Linked DNA regions of Homo sapiens: region 2 is linked to region 1. The links are chromatin contacts, found by Hi-C or POLR2A ChIA-PET in ENCODE. All regions are on one chromosome and are shown on one strand. The core of a region is the stretch at or near the end of the contact, and the rest is flanking DNA. Distances in the headings are between cores, read along the strand shown.

Region 1 (2,630 bases), core at 87-2,586:
CACCATAGCTATTCTAACTGAAGGAAAAGATATATTCCCCAAAAACCTAATTCTTGATTTAGTCTTATTGTTTAATTTTTTAAAAAGTGTACTACAATCATAGTTTTTATTGTTTCAGAGGTTAAATGCACTTTACGTGTTTACTGATACAAAGGGAATTTTGAACTCCCTCTAGTGGCAAAAGATTTTCTTTTATTTTTTCCAAGAGCTTACTTAATAAGATGGCTGACATGTATAACAACATAGTTTCAAAAATGACCTGTTCTTACCATCAGAAGATGCCCACTTTCTCCTGTGTGAGTTATGGTGGGTCCTTTAATCTCTTATGAGAAATGTTAACCTTTCCAAGAAACATTGATCATATTATATGAAAAAAAAGGAAGAAAGGAGACTTCCTGTTAACTTTAAAGTGCAAAAACTGCTAACTGCTCCCTTTAGTCAGGGTCTTAAATAAAAACTATTATATTTTGACAATTAAAATATCATTTTCCCTGGCTAAAAAGTAAATTAAATTTTAAATTTTTGCCTGAAGAATTATTTTTTGAACAGACAAATGTATTTAATTGAAACAATCTTTACATAGAAAGCAATAGATAACTGTTGAAAAGTGCAGCTTGGAAAGCACTAATAGCCAAACTAGGAGGATCATAGGGATCCCAAAGTGTTATGCTTGTCTTGAATTCAAATTTGGATTTTCATAGCCAATAGGGAAGGAACATGGTTATCACCATTACGCCATACAAAAGGAAGCACAATGTCAAAGGGCGGGAATAGAAAAACAGCTATTACAGACTTTGTAAATTAAGTTTTCTTATCCCCACCCCATTGCCAAAGAGAATTAATAATACTAATTAACTTAGTCTGTTACGGGTCCATCTATAGACAGATTTATTCTGGTTCTTTATATAGTAAAAGGACATTTCTGTGATGCTAAAAGACATTCTTTAAAAATGCTCTTTTCCCAGCTATTTGTGGAAGCCGATCCAACCTATCCTGTACTGTCTCGTAGGTTGACACCCAAAACCTCTGTTCTCCTACCCACAGTAGTAGGAAAATGGCCAGGGATGGTAAGAATCCATAGAGTTTTTTTCTTCTTCTTCTTCTTCTTTTAAAGCTCTAGAAAGTGGAACCTAGGATTATAAAAATAATTCCCCGACATGCTGTTTTGTTTGGGACTAAACTATGAAATAGCAAGATTTCACTACAATAATTAATCCAGCCAATAAAAAGTTAGACTTTGTTTCTTTCCAATACCTCTTTTTAGTTCGACATTTATAACTAAGTCTGTGTCTCTTGTGGTCTCGATTACATCCGGTGTTTTCAGCTGGCAGCATTTCCTCTGCTGAGGCCACCCCACGTTTTTTGCCAGGCTACATTTCTGTGAATATAAAGAGAGAAAACCAAGTTGTATTAGAGAGTGAAATTTAAGGAGAAATTGAGTATAACTTTGATTTTTGAAACAAAAACCAAGCCACTGTATTTGTTATAAACAAACTGGTGATTAAAATATGTAGGCTCCAGAAGTACATGGAAAGTCTTATAGCCATCTCGTAGCCATCCTGCATGTTTTCTCTTAAATATTTATAATAACCTAATTTAACTAACAAACAGAGACCAGAGATTCCCTTCCAGCTTTGCTTGCACAGATTTGAAATAATGAAAGTGAATTTGCATTTCTTAAAATGGTGTTTTCTTCCAGCTCTCATAGAAATGTTTTTGGAACAGTGATCTGTGCTAACAGCTGTATTCAATCTTGAGTAAAAGTCACTTCCTGAAGAGAATGAAATTCAACTTAACATTCGAACTTGCCTAGAACATAATCCTGTAGGGTGAGTGTACTATGTGATTATGAAACTGGACACAGGCACCCTGCTGAGATGATTTCTTGTAAATAATACCCAACAGAAACCATTAATCAGTGTCAGTGTTTTTAACTGAAGAATTAATATTCTAAAAGTGTTCCTTATTCATACAGATAACCGTCTTAGTTTTCAAGAATTTTAGTCTTTGATATTTTAAAAATGTAATTCCCTTGTGGAATTGGATCTATATGAAATCTCTATGTATTAATATATACCATCAGATAGACATAAATATAGATACAGATAAACATATATGTTTATATATTTAGGCTTTAACAATTTTTTTAATTGTGTCATTCTTGATTTTCAGGTAAAATTTATTTTTGACTCAGTTCTCTTTACCTATTCACTCATTTATTTATTGCAGTGAGCTCAATTTAAATAGAATTTTGTTCCTGGCCTCATAAAATTAGTTGTAGGTATATATATGGGAGGTACAGTTTTAGCTATGATGGATTTAAAAAATATCTCTTAGATAGTTATTATTGACCTCTACTTTCCTAAATATTATACTTCTTTATTTTAAAGAAGGAAAATGTTGTATTAACGTAACTTGGATATTGCTAAAACCTTAATGGAATCATCCCTTAGATGGAAAAGTGTCCACTGAATCTTCTGTTTTCTTTATGGATCATTATTTTGTCATCTAAACAATGAATGTGGAGTTTTCAGTCATAGGCTATCAAATTGATTAGAGATAAAGTCTAACACGTTAAGGCAGAATTAACAAACATACAGAAAAATTCCAACCATCTCAATTTGTAGGAA
Region 2 (2,630 bases), core at 60-2,559, 220 kb after region 1:
TAAGAAAGCAGCAGAAAATCCAAGTTTGGAAAAAATGCTGCACACTTTCTCACCTGAAGAGATGCTTCCTACCTTAGGAAGAGAATGCTGTTTCCTTAACGGAGCTACTCTTCTGGACCTTCTGCAAGTAAGATGGGTAGATGGACAGACAGGCAGATGACAGCTTGAGGACAGGCTATTGTACCAAAAAGAAAGAGACCAAGGGCAGATGCAAGCAGCAACTGGGATCCTCTGCCCAGAAGATACAGGAAAACAATAGATAGCCGTATTCGAAATTCATTTCGCAAAGAAAACCAGTCTACGTCATTCAGTAATAAAACTGTAGTATCTGGGCTATAGTCACTAGGTTAACTATACTAGGTTATAAGGCTGGGTCTGAGTCCAGAAATTTATAATGAGCCATCACTATTGCAAGTGTTTTATCTGAACTATTATCAAAATGGACCTCCTCTCTGGGCTTTCCTGGGAAAATGAATCGTCTCCTGGAAAACCCATCTTGAAAGATCTTTGAATTGCAGAATGCACAAAAAAGGCAGCAGTAAACACATGAATTCACACCCGCCTTTTCCTAAGAAATCTGACTACAATATTATCATAGGATAATGAAAATAGTTTTTTGTTTAATTGTTAAACAAAAGTAAACAATTTTCTTCCCTGTGGGGCTTCTTGAAGTGTTTAATAGGTTATAATGCACATTGTGAGTTTCTGATGGAAGATTTAATAGTCTATATTAAATAAACTGCAGGAGCATTTCATTATCAGGGCAAGGATTAACAGCTCACTTCAGATCACATTTTAGGAAGCTGTGCTCCTCCTCCAGCAACATTCATAAAAATAAATCCTTCTGTTGGTTAACGTTTAAATCCTGTCTTCCTAATCTTTGGTTGCCTAATAGGGCCTAAACAATTTCAAGACCAATCTATACCATGCCACAAATGTCCAATAATCAATCCACCAAGGTCTGGACTGAGACCAGGGCTGACAACTGCCTTTTCCATGCTGCTGAGCCTTACTCTATTGGTGTCCAAGATAACTTAATTTCATCAACGCATAGGGAATGTTTGCCCCTCCCCCAATATTTGCAACTAACAGCAATTGTCTTTTATCAAAAAACTTTCCTATTTGTGTTTTGATTGAAACTTTAAAACATCGAACTCCTTGATATAAAGAAAATGATTCATTTCCTTCCTTTAATAAATGTTGAAACTACTGTGAGCCTCTCGCTTCATCATGCCTCGGTTGTTACACCCTCAACCGCTAGGGGGTGCCAGGAAAGGGCCCTGGGCTCAGGAGCAGCAAAGTTCCAGCCAGAGTAGTCAGGACGCAACAGAGATTGCAGCCCAGGCAGGTGGTTTTCATACTTCCCCAAACAAGCCTCACACCTGACTGCTCACCGGAGCCGCTTTTTGTCTGGAAGTAATTATGCCCAACAATATATAGATTCGTTACGTCTGTTGTGGTGTAAAAATCTGACACACCGTCTTTAATTAGAGGCCAGCTGAATTTGCTTTAAAGGCTTTTCTTCTTTCTCCACTTCCAAGTCTTGAGACATCACCAGGTTAATGCCATTTTGATTAGCTTGTTAGAATAATTTATTGTTTAGCCTTTTTAACGATTAGGGTGTTCACCTCATACCCAATCCTTTACTCTATTTGATTCCCTGAAAACTTACTGACAGGATTCACTGAGTATGCATCTGAAACAATCAGAAAATTCCATAAAATGGCAGTTAAAAGTAATAAATCCTCCACGGACCCACCCAAGGATGTGCCTCAAACATGATCACTGGCTGAGGCAAGAGGATCACTTGAGATCTAGAGTTTTAGGCCAGCCTGGGCAACAAAGTAAGACCTCCATCTTTATAAAAAATTTTTTTAATTAGTTTGGCATGGTGGCATGTGCCCAGCTACTTAGGAGACTGAGGTGGGAGGATCGCTTGAGCCCCAAAGTTTAAGGCTGTAGTGAGGCTAGGATTATGCCACTGCACTCTAGCCCAGTGATAGAGTGAGGCCTTGTCTAAAAAAACAACAATAAAAAGATAATAATTACTGGCCACCATTTCTCCCAGCTTTTTAAAGGATTAGAACTTTCCCTATTGTTGCAGCTGAATAAATTGCATCTTTAAGGTCAAAAGAAGTTTGAAGTCCTTCCACTTTCCAAGGAGTTTTTAAAAGAAAATATACCCATCTCTTCTGCCTTCTTAAGAGGAGTATTTTTTTATTCTGTTAGGGGAGACTTTTGTTACTGAAACTAACCCCAATTAGTCTATCAGCACAGCTAGAGAGAACTAGAGGACCACAGGGATTTTCCAGGTTTTCTTTTGCAACCAAAAAGTCATGGGGAATTCCAGAACAGAAGATGCTGGCTAATCAGACCTCCACTGGACTGAAGGAATGTTAACACAGCATACAAACAGTCTCCATACAGCACTGGCCTGCATAGTTCAGACCTTTCTGGTTCTACCATGGAATGCTTTTTGCAGAGTTATGACTCCTCATGACCCTCCAAGTTGTTAGAGCAGATTAGAGCTCCCGATGACTCTGCTGATGAGCAGATGGTATTCTCTCTCTGAAACAGCTGGAGAACCCTGGTGGTGATGGTGGGGTTATTGATTCAGGGCCTCAATAACT

The links. Hi-C counts contacts between places; a loop is a spot of excess contacts on that map. ChIA-PET counts read pairs that join two places held with the same protein, here RNA polymerase II (POLR2A). Pooled maps may share reads with other maps.
Region 2: a map of endothelial cell of umbilical vein shows a loop between it and region 1 (2.7-fold over the local background). The contact joins two enhancer-like sites. A Hi-C loop is called at or near these places in 1 of 168 maps with a recorded cell type or tissue (endothelial cell of umbilical vein), 2 of 37 single-sample maps with no recorded cell type and 9 of 50 pooled maps. POLR2A ChIA-PET finds 5 or more read pairs at or near these places in 2 of 52 experiments (MCF 10A and PC-3).

Annotation. Positions count from the first base shown.
Region 1 is chr2:160,426,982-160,429,611 of GRCh38, reverse strand. The region is part of intron 1 of RBMS1 (RNA binding motif single stranded interacting protein 1); the gene reads left to right. Among named protein-coding and RNA genes, the nearest start is that of MIR4785, 20 kb to the right of the region's middle. Within about 2 kb of position 1,336, at least 15 of the 41 ENCODE cell types and tissues checked have a DNase peak (open chromatin) inside an H3K27ac peak, as active enhancers do; they include endothelial cell of umbilical vein, where a contact is called at or near this core.
Region 2 is chr2:160,209,479-160,212,108 of GRCh38, reverse strand. No RefSeq gene overlaps it. Among named protein-coding and RNA genes, the nearest start is that of ITGB6, 11 kb to the right of the region's middle. RefSeq lists enhancers at 1,541-1,590, 2,241-2,310, 2,451-2,540. Within about 2 kb of position 1,309, at least 7 of the 41 ENCODE cell types and tissues checked have a DNase peak (open chromatin) inside an H3K27ac peak, as active enhancers do; they include endothelial cell of umbilical vein, where a contact is called at or near this core.